2 separate regions of the Homo sapiens genome follow, and region 2 is linked to region 1. A link is a contact called in ENCODE Hi-C or POLR2A ChIA-PET data. All regions are on one chromosome and are shown on one strand. The core of a region is the stretch at or near the end of the contact, and the rest is flanking DNA. Distances in the headings are between cores, read along the strand shown. Region 1 has its middle 68 kb from the start of MAB21L3. Region 2 has its middle 17 kb from the start of ATP1A1.

Region 1 (5,427 bases), core at 1,717-4,216:
TGTCACATGGCCCATATGAGGGTGACTTGCTACAAAGGAAGGCACAGCTATTGCCCTTTGAACAGACACTTTGGTCCTGCCCTCCTCTCCACTACTGACCCCAGCCCCTTAGTACTAATTTTAAGGACAGGTGTCAATTTTAACAGATCCTATTAACATATAATGATACTATCAGTATGAGTGGTGGGTGGGATGGTGCAGGGAGGGGCAGGAAAGGAAGAGGTAGATGGTGTCTGTTTATGTAACCCACTCCATTCCCTCCCACTCCCATGCTTGCCATCCACTGGGAGGCTTGGCCCAGGGCTTATGCCACTTGGTGATGTCACCCCCATCAGTGCCAGGAGACATAAATTTCATTTCCCAGAAGATGCAGCAGACAGTAGCTTCTGGACAAACAGTGACTCCAGCAATAAATATTGGCAGAGGAGAAAAACCTTTAATGGAAAAGGTTTGTGAACCTAAAGCAGGCAGACTGTAAATCCCAAAACAGGGAGGGGTTTCATACTTTTAGACCAGAAGAAAGATTCATCAGTAGCAAAATAAATAATTCCAAAGCCTATTTGAAGGAATTAAAATCTAAGTATTAAATAGAAAGCACTTCTAACTGTTAAGAAACCATGGAAATGAGACGAGCCCCTATCCAGAAAGAAAAAGCCAAGTGACCTCCTGAGATTGGTGTGGTCTGGCAGGGGAGTGCGCGGAGCTCAGGAGGATGGAGGGAGCCCACAGGAGATGGGCGGGGTTCTGCCCTCCTGGGTGAGGAGAAGAGGTGATGACTTTAGATTACACTCCAGGGAACTTACCTGAGGGTCACCCAAACCAAAACTCTGAAGGGAGGACAGCAAAGAAATCATAAATAAGGACAGATTGCAAGCTTAAAACTGTCCCCCAAATATCACTTGTCAACAAAATACATTGGGAAACTGAGCTCTAGGAGAGTTTAAATGATTGAATGTGAATTTCGTGTTGTGTTCCTCTGCAGAGTGAGTTCACTTTCAACACTGACTGCAGAAGAGAATGCAAGCTCGTCTTCATCTTACAAGATGTCGGGGCACTTGCTTTGGGACAGGCTGGTTTTTCTGAGAAGGTAATCCAGTATCCACAGGCAACAACTTGGTCTACCTGACCTAGCACACTGCAGGCCACTCCATGACTGCCCAACACCAAAGCAGACCTGCATGGGGAGGGCGGCAGGACTCCCTGGTGTGATGGCAGCTGCACAGGTTCCTATGAATCTTCTTTTGGAATGCGGGGTGGGGGAAACATGGCTATTATTGTCTGCCTCAGACGACGACATGAAAGTTCAAAGAGGTTAGGTAATGTGCTCACTATTACATAAACCTGAAGCTTCTTCCTTGGAATCTCGAACTTTTCTCATTTTCCTATTCCACCATACCAAATTCAAACTCAGAGTGAGAAATTTGCAGCAGGAATTCTGCTTCTGGAACAAGAGATTCAGATGTTCAAAAGTGGATCTAGAGACTACCTGGGGTTCCCTAACAGGCCCAAACTGTAAATCCTATTCTAGAATTGCCCCCCTGCAGGACAAGACTTCAGGAGCTTCTTCTGGGGTCTGGAGTCGGCCTTTCCCCAGTTGACCAACCGGGTTAGAGCAGGTAGAGGTGAGGAAGGGAGCTTGGCCTATGGCCCTTGCCCCGTAAAGTGTTTGCCCCCACCAGAGATCCGATGCAATCCATCACACCTGGGCCTGAGAATCTGCATTAAAGAGATCTCTGGCAGGGAACCAACAATAAGACAGGCATGGGAACCATGGCACTAGATGGTGATACCCAGAGGACATAAACCACATTTTATTCATATTATTTCACAGTGCATGATATTCAGTACATTCAAAACTTGTTTACTGAATACATGGACAGACACTTTGGTTAAAAATACCTGGATCTCAGTCTTGGCTCTGCTACTTAAAGACCATGCCTTAAGTAAGCCAATGCCCAAACTCTCTCAACTATAGTTTCCTCAGAGGTGAATTATACCTTATAGGATTGTGAAGAATATATGAGGTAAAGTGTATGAAAGAGCCGGACAAATTAAAATACACTAAAAAATGTAAAAGTTCAGAGGGAGCATTGCCAACATTAGAAATCCTTTTCTTGTCACTTATCTCTCCTTGCTACACATCTCTCTGCCAGCTTTACTAATTTATGGTTTCCCACCCTTGTCTAATATGCACTGGAGTGATGGTTGGGGGAGGAGGTAGAAAGATACATCAGCCTCAAATTGCTGACAATCTACAGTTTCTGCTCTCTTACCTAGAAGCAGTCATATTCCCAATTACCATGGCAACCTGGAGTCTGCACATCTCACACCCTGGTGTCCAGAACAATGGCCATGTGTTGGATAAGTGTGTGTTTGTGTGTGTACGCACTCAGGGCCACTGCACACCCCAGTGGCTATTAAGTAATCAAAAAGTGCGCATGGAAGACTTATGTTGATCACCCATGGGAAACAGAAAGTGCACCTTTTTGATGCTTTGGACCCGGGGTTAATAAGCTACACCCCATGGGCAAAATCTGCTTGTTTTTGCATAGCTCTCAAGCAAAGAATGGTTTTCACTTTTTTAAATGGTTAAAAAATCAAAAGAAGCCTCTTTCATGACATGTATAATTATATGAAATTCAAATGTCAATGTCTATTTTAAAAGTTTTATCAGAACATAGCCCCACTCCTCTGTTTACATGTTATCAGTGGCTGCTTTTACAGTTAAAATAGGACTGTGACAGAAACCATCTGGCCCAGAAAGTCTGAAGTATTTACTCTTGAGCTGTTTACAGAAAAAGCCTGTCCACTCCTGGTCTAGGCCTTCCATTCAACAAACTTTCACTGAGAATAGGCTCGTGTCAGGCTCTGGGTCACCCCTGGTGACTGGGAATACTGATGAATAAAGTGTGGACTTTGTCCTCATCTGGCTCAGGGTCTAGTAGGGGAGCACAGAGGCCGGGTGCAGTGACTCATGCAGGTAATCCCAGAACTTTGGGAGGCCAAGACAGGAGGCTCACTTGAGTCCAGGAATTCAAGACTGCAGTGAGCTATGATTGCACCACTGCACTCCAACCTGAGCAAGAGAGTGAGATCTTATCTCAAACAAAAAGAGAGCACAGAGTGCAAACACCTAATCCAGGATGTTTCTAGAGATGCCAGGCCCACTCTTGGATACCCTTCACCAAGTTTGTGTAGAGATCCCAGTTTGAGGTAACCTGCAAGGGATCCTAGGCAATCATGATTCCACTGAGGGCACAATTCAATTCTGTAAAAGAGCAAGCTGGTCCCTTGAAGCATAGCCAGTGGTCCCTGCAGGTGCCCAGAATATAGGGTGGCTCTCATATCCAGGTGACATCCTGTGCCAACCTGTTCTGACTGGTGCTTTGCAAACAGGTGTAGGGAGGCACACTCATGGTAGGCTGAAGTCCCTCAGGCAGCTCTCCAACAGTCCGTGGGTCACCTGTCTGCTGTGTATGGCCATGTGCCCTGTTCCCTTGGAGGATTGTTTTATTGCTTCACTGTTACCTTTTTATTGCCTGTTCAGCATGCAATCTGGTCTCTCCTGGCCTCACATGGATTTATAATGTCTCCTGCCCTGAGTAGACTCACCAAGTCTTCTGATGCCTCCTTTGGGGAGACTTCTCACAGGAGTCAAGGCAGAGCCAAAGACGTTCAGCACCAAGCATGAAGCGTTATCAGTAAAGCAGTGAAATGACAAAATACCATTCAACATGCCAATACCTAAATGTGGACCTGTTTGTTGCAGACCTACCTTCTACCAAGGATCCTTCTACCAAGGGTGACTCGACCAGGCTAAACCTAAAGGTTATACAGATCAAAGGGCACCACTTTCCTCAAAGCCGAATGCATATACAATACTTGCATAATGGAATCTATGAGCTGGGTTCAAAGATAATGGATGGGGCTAACTGGGGTTTTGAATGTGAGCCTTATCCATAACTAAGGGAATAAGATGAACTCCTTTTGCTGCTGAATGGGCAGGAACATGAGATGGTCCAGGAAAAGTCTCCAAAAGCACTAATTGGCAAGGAGAGAGGTAGGTCACATGGAGGGACCTGCTGGGGAAACAAACTCTGAGCAGGGCATCTGGGGCCTCAATATGGAGGGTGAGGGGTGCATCCACACCTGGCTGAGGAGGGAGGATTGCTGCGGCAAAGGTAGCATTGCCTGCTATGGAAGGGGCATGCCGGCAGAATGAACTTTGTGATCTTAGGGAGAGAGTTGAAAGGGACTGTGAAACTTAGAAATAAGTAAAAGATGTCAATGCGTAGAGGGGTGGCAGTGCTACAGGTTGTGTAATTTACTCTTCTCACCTGTTTTCAGGTTCTATTTTTGCCCAGCTGGGCTGAAGATGGCCCCCAGCATGCTGAGCCAGTGAGTGACACTTGTCTGTGTTTACTACATCAGCGCCTCGGTCTGTGAAGTCCCAGGCTGGGCTGGTGTCCTGTTGGATTAACACAGGACAGGCCACATGGTCCTAGAGAGCCCTAAGCCCTAAGGAAGCTCCACATGCATTATCACCTCCACCACCAAGATACCTCACTTTCTGGAATGTTGTATATAAACAAAATGTGTATAATTTGAATGAAAATACCAATGCCCTATTGGAAATTACATTTGCAATTTACATTTGTATCATGCTTCACAATGTTATAAGCTATTTTCAAATACATGATTTTCCCCTAGTCTTTGTAACAGTCGTGAGAGGTGGCTATTATCACCACTATTTTACAGCTAAAGGTGGTGAGACTGTGTGAACATGCTACTTTGCACAACTTCCAGAGGCTAGTAAGCTCTGAGTTAGTAAGTCCAGTGGCTCCACAATGTCCCCAGAGATCCCTGTTCTTTTCATCTTCCCACTCTGCCTTCCTCACCACTCAGTTCTGTCCGCAGGCTTACTTCCTCGGTGGCCACGGTTCCAGGTACCACATCCTCATACCACAAAACTCAGTAGCAAAAAGGGACCATGTCTTCTTTGGGTTCATTTTTAAGATTAAAGAAATCCTCACTGGAAGCCCTTGCCTGCAGACTTTTTCTCCTGCCATGTTAGCTGGAATAGGGTCATATGTCCAGTCTTAATCTAATTGCTGGAAGCAGGGATGAATGATCAGCATTGGCTTGGATAAAGTACGTTGACTGGTTACACTATAAATTCATGACTACCAACCTCAAGAACTCTCTTAATGCTGCCTTGCAATCATACCATATTTTCCTAGACTAGTGAGTCTTAAACTTAAGTGTGCATCAGAGTCACCTGGAGAACTTGTAAAAGCCCAGATTGCTGGGCTTGGCCACAGACCTTCTGATTCAGTAGGTCCAGAGTGGGGCCTGAGAATCTGCATTTCTGACAAGTTCTCAGGTGATGCTCATGCTGATGCTATAGGTTCTGGGATCACACTTTGG
Region 2 (5,427 bases), core at 1,010-3,509, 180 kb before region 1:
AGTAATATGAAATTTAGTATTCAGGTAATCATCTTAATGAAGATTCCAGTTTTATTGGGACCACTAGTTACCAATGGAACAAGATGTTGAATATGTGCATGAATATATAGATATTAAATATGATTACAAACAAGAGGGCATATCCCTCAGGTGTTGGCTCCCTCTTCTCATATGCAGCCCTGAAGACACCACAGGGTACAAATATCAAATATAGCATGAATTTATAAAATTATATATAAAGATATAATTTACTGAAGCAACAAGAGTGTCTGGTATTATAGTAATAAAGAATGTATGAATTTTTACTGAGAAAAACATTTTAGCTCTATTGCTCTATTAAAAGAAAAAAGAAAAGACCTAAATAAATGACTAGGGCAATTTATTGTTGCTATTATGTCATTTGTCTCCAGATTGTTTTATGTATTTCATGACAATTCCAATCAAAATCACAGTAGGAATTTCTGAAATTATGGTAAACTGATTTTAAATTTTATAAGAAAGCATAAAGGCTCTTGAGTAACTAAGCAATTTTGAAAAAGAACAAAAGAATAGAACCATTTTACTAGAAAATGAGATTTGAGAAAGACATAGTAACTGATGTTATAAAGTTTAGGTGCAGAATAAGCAAAGAGACGAAAGGGAAAAATGAAAAGTCCCCAAATCAAACTGTGCATCTGTGAAAAATAAGTAATGATGGGGACAGCTTGACAAGTGCATAGCAAAAGAAAAGGCCAATTTAGAAAATACTTCAGAGAAAAGTATTACTATAGGGAGAAAAATACAGTTGAATCCCTATATTGACCCATTTAAAAAAAAAGCTCAAAATGGAGTAATTTCAAAATGTGAAAGGAAACCTGTAAAGTGAATAGAAGAAAATGTAGGGGAATATCTGTTTGCCCTTGGGTGGTAGAAAAATTATTAAATAAAGCCTCATATGCTCAAGCTGTCAAGAAATAAATTGACGAATTGTACACTAATCAAAAATGAAAGACTTGTGTTCAATGAAGGGCATCGTGAACAAAGTTAACAGTGACAAGTGACTGGTGACATTCTAGAAGTCTTTGCAATGCCTAAAACTTTAAAGGTATCAATAGCTAGAATGTACCAGAGATTAATGCAGGTCAGCAATAATAAAGATAGAAAAAAGTGATAGAAAAAAAGACGATGCGGATAGGCAATTCACAGAAGGGGAATCCTGAGTGGTTTATAATCTCCTGAAGACATAGATACTCAACCTAACCATCAATCAGAGAACAGCACAACAGAGCACTATTGAGATGGTACTTCAAATCCATCAGATTGGCAAAATCTACACAATCAGACAACACCAAGGGCTATTGAGTATAAGTTGGAACAAAACCTTTGCCCTGCTGGTGTGGGAAGGTAAATTACTATAGCTCTTCCAGAAAGCAATATAGCAATTTTTATAGAAATCTTGTATGCATGATCCTATGACTCAGCAATCTCCTTTCTGAGTACATGCCTCAGAGAAACTGTCCATAGTGGAAACTGAGGTGGATGGATCACTTGAGGCCAGGAGACCAGCCTGGCCAACATGGCGAAACACTGTCACTACTAGAATAGAAACAACTAGCTGGACATGGTGGCACATGCCTGTAGTCCCAGCTACTTGGGAGGCTGAGGTGGGAGAATAGCTTAAACCTGGGAGGCAGAGGTGGCAGTGAGCCAAGATCACACCGCTGTGCTCCAGCCTGGGTGACAGAGCAAGACCCTGTCTCAAAAAAAGAAAAGAAAATTTCTCTCTATGGACAGTTTCCCTGATCCTCATATAAAACAGTAAGTACAGTAAATTTGCAAGGAGGTTCATGAAAGAGTTTTTCAGGATGAGGGTCCATCCTGAAGTACATAGATGATGTTTGGTGTGTGCATTTGACAGAAAAGGGTGCAGCAGGCAGAAGTATTAAATTAGATCGACATGTAACACACAGATATCTCTCAAAAACACGATGTTGAAGGAATTAAAGTTAGAAATCAAGTAAGATTTCTAGCACAATGTAATTTATGTAATTTAAAAGCAAAGACATATAAAGACTTTCTTATGGTATACATTTATCTAAACAAACATTTGCAATTTGGACTGGAAGGACACACATTAAATACAGTAGAGTGGGTGCTGGAGAAGGGAGAGAAGTGAGAACTGAGGCTGTAGGGTGAAAAGGAGAAAATAAAACAAAAAGGGGCCCTGCACAAAATAGGAAGGATATGACGTGGACCTAAGAGAATGAGTGATTCAGTACTGCATGGAAACTTCCCAGGAGGGGAAAGGTCAGAGTGGTTTGGGAATATCCAAAAGGCTTTTCAAAAAAGAGTTGGAATATGAATAGTTATGGGTAAAGTAATTAGTACATAAAGATGATGGTTAATAACGTCCAGAATGTCCAGAATAAATGTCTCACTGAGAGTGAAATTAGAAAGAATCAAAATGCAATAGAAAATCCTACATAGACATGTCTACATTTTTCAGTAACATTGTATATACTTTCTTTTCTCATCAATCTTGTTCTTTTAAAACAGAAATCTATTAAAAGTGGCTACTACTATGATGCAAAGCTGAGTGGCAGTGCTTACTTTTAAGAACTTTTCATGTGTGTATTAGAGATACATATGTTGATTATGAAAAATGAAAATATAGTCTTATAAGTCTTCTACTTTAGTTTTATTCTTGACGTGCTTATTTTTAACAACCTTCCTTCCTTCCTCCCTCCCTCCCTCCCTCTCTCTCTCTCTCTGTCTTTCCTTCCTTCCTTCCTTCCTTCCTTCCTTCCTTCCTTCCTTCCTTCCTTCCTTCCTTCCTTCCTTCCTTCCTTTCTTTCTTTCGAGACAGAGTCTCACGCTGTAGCCCAGGCTGGAGTGTAGCAATGATATTGGCTCACTACAACCTCCACCTCCCAGGCCCAGGTGATCCTCCCACCTCAGCCTCTCAGGAAGGTGGGATTATAGGCATGCTCCACCATACCCAGCTAATTTTTTGCGTATTTTGTAGAGATGGGGTTTTGCCATGTTGCCCAGGTTAGTCTCAAACTCCTGGGCTCAAGCTATCCACCTGCCTCACCTTCCCAAAGTGCTAAAATTATAGGCATGAGCCACTGTGCCTAGCCATGAACAAACTCATGCATTGTAATTGAGTCCTTGTGTTGCTTATGGAAAAGTATACATTCATTTTGATTCAGAAAACACACAAGGCTGAGTGTGGTGGCTCACACCTGTAATTCCAGCACTTTGGGAGGCAGAGGTTGGCAGATCACTTGAGCTCAGGTGTTCAAGACCAGCTTGGGCAACATAGCGAAACCCCGTCTCTACAAAAAATATAAAAATTAGCTGGACATGGTGGTGTGCATCTGTAGTCCCTGCTACTTGGGAGGCTGAAGCGGGAGGATTGCTTGGGCCCAGGAGGTCGTGGCTGAAGTGAGCTGTGTTTGTGCCACTGCACTTCAGCCTAGGTGACAGAGTAACACTCTGTCTCAAAAAATAAAACAAAACAAAATAAAATAAACAGAAAACTAAAAATATAATGGTTAAAAATCCACCTTCTTAGTTATTTTGACATCCAAAAGGAAGTTTCAAGGTAGGTAAAATGAGATGACAGAATTAAGATAAAATATTACTTGTACAGATGACAATATGGACCTAAAGTGACAAGATAAAATTCGACAGGGATAAATATTAGCTCCAGCATTTAAATTCAATAAAATCAATAGCCCAAATAGAGAATGAGAGAATTCTGGCTCTACAATTGTCAGTGAGAAAAGGATCCGGGGTGTTTAGTTGACTGCAGGCTTAAGTTGAGCCAATGGTATGTGTCTGCTAAAAAAATTAGCTCAGTATTTCGGCTGCATCAGTGGAAGTGCAGAGAGCAAATCACAGGCAACCACATTTAACTGTACTCTGTGCTGGTCGAGTGTCATCTGGATTATAAGTCCAATAGTAGACATCAAAATCTGTTCAAAAATAATCGTTTTGGTTATAAAAATAACACATGTTGAAAAAGATACACAAATGACCAATAAGCACATGAAAAGATGCTCAATATCATTGGTTATTAGGAAATGCAAATCAAAACCTTAATGAAATACCACTTCACACCCAGTAGAATAAACATAATAAGAAAGATGGGTAATAACAAGCGTCGCCAACAATGTGAAGCAATGGAAAGATACATACCTTGCTGGTGGAACTGTAAAATGGTGCAGCCACTTTGGAAAAACAATTTGGCAGGTTCTTGAAAAATTGAACATAGACTTACCATATGGCTCAGCAATCTTAGCCTCCTAGGTATCTAAGAAATGAAAACACGTTCACACAAAAACTTGCAGCATTATTTACAACACCCCCAAAATGGAAACAACTCAATGCCCATCAACTGACGAATGAATAAATAATGTATATATCCACACAACAGGATACTATTTGACAATAAAAAGGAACAGAGTGCTGATACATGTACTATAATATGGGTGAATTTCAAAAGCAATCTATTCAGTGTAATAAGCTAGACACAAAATGCCGCATGTTGCATTATTTCATTTATATCAAATGTCCAAAATAGGAAAGTATGTGGACACAGAAAGTAGACAAGTGTTTGCCTAGGGCTGGGGTAGGAAAGGGAAGTAATTGAAATGGGAGCAAAGTATCTTTTTAGGGTGATGGAAATGTCTGAAGTTAGATTGTAGTGATAGTTGCACAGCTGTCAATATACTAAAATTCATTGAACCATACACTTGAAATGAGTGAATTTTATGGTATATAAATTATATCTTAATAAAGACGTTAGAAAAAAATAGCACATGTTCATCATAAAAACTCAAGCAACATAAAAAGTTAAGCAAAGAAAACAAACAAAAAAAACAAAGGAAATATAAACAAACAAAATGCCCCAAATTCTATTACCCAGAAATAGCCATGATCAATATCAATATTTAAGGAATATCTATATATCTATGTGTCTCTCTCTATATATATATATCTTTTTAATTTTTTAAATTATTATTATTTTTTTTAAAGATCAAGTCTCACTCTGCTACCCAGGTTGGAGTGCAGTGGTGTGATCTCAGCTCACTGCAACCTCTGTCTCCCAGGTTCAAGCAATTCTCCTGCCTCAGCCTCCCGAGTAGCTGGGATTACAGGTGTCTGTCACCACGCCCAGCTAATTTTTGTATTTTTAGTAGAGATGGGGCTTCACCATGTTGGCCCAGGCTGATGTCAATCTCCTGACCTCTGGTGATCCACTCGCCTCAGGCTCCCAAAGTGCTGGGATTACAGGCATGAGCCACCACACCTGGACATTCTAGATATTTTTAAAATGCACATTGACAGGCACAAACAGAGAGGTAATGAGAGAGAAATGATTTTGCACAATGGTATCATACAATATGTGTTTTTTTCTATTAAATTATTAAAACAAACTTT

What was found. A loop is a pair of places that touch in the nucleus more often than their neighbours do. ChIA-PET counts read pairs that join two places held with the same protein, here RNA polymerase II (POLR2A). Pooled maps may share reads with other maps.
Region 2: a loop to region 1 is called in a map of CD14-positive monocyte, with 2.4 times the contacts of the local background. The contact joins two enhancer-like sites. A Hi-C loop is called at or near these places in 4 of 168 maps with a recorded cell type or tissue (CD14-positive monocyte, heart left ventricle and psoas muscle), 1 of 37 single-sample maps with no recorded cell type and 4 of 50 pooled maps. POLR2A ChIA-PET finds 5 or more read pairs at or near these places in 1 of 52 experiments (CD8-positive, alpha-beta memory T cell).

The regions. Positions count from the first base shown.
Region 1 is chr1:116,177,075-116,182,501 of GRCh38, reverse strand. No RefSeq gene overlaps it. Among named protein-coding and RNA genes, the nearest start is that of MAB21L3, 68 kb to the right of the region's middle. Within about 2 kb of position 2,966, at least 4 of the 41 ENCODE cell types and tissues checked have a DNase peak (open chromatin) inside an H3K27ac peak, as active enhancers do.
Region 2 is chr1:116,353,668-116,359,094 of GRCh38, reverse strand. No RefSeq gene overlaps it. Among named protein-coding and RNA genes, the nearest start is that of ATP1A1, 17 kb to the left of the region's middle. Within about 2 kb of position 2,259, at least 3 of the 41 ENCODE cell types and tissues checked have a DNase peak (open chromatin) inside an H3K27ac peak, as active enhancers do.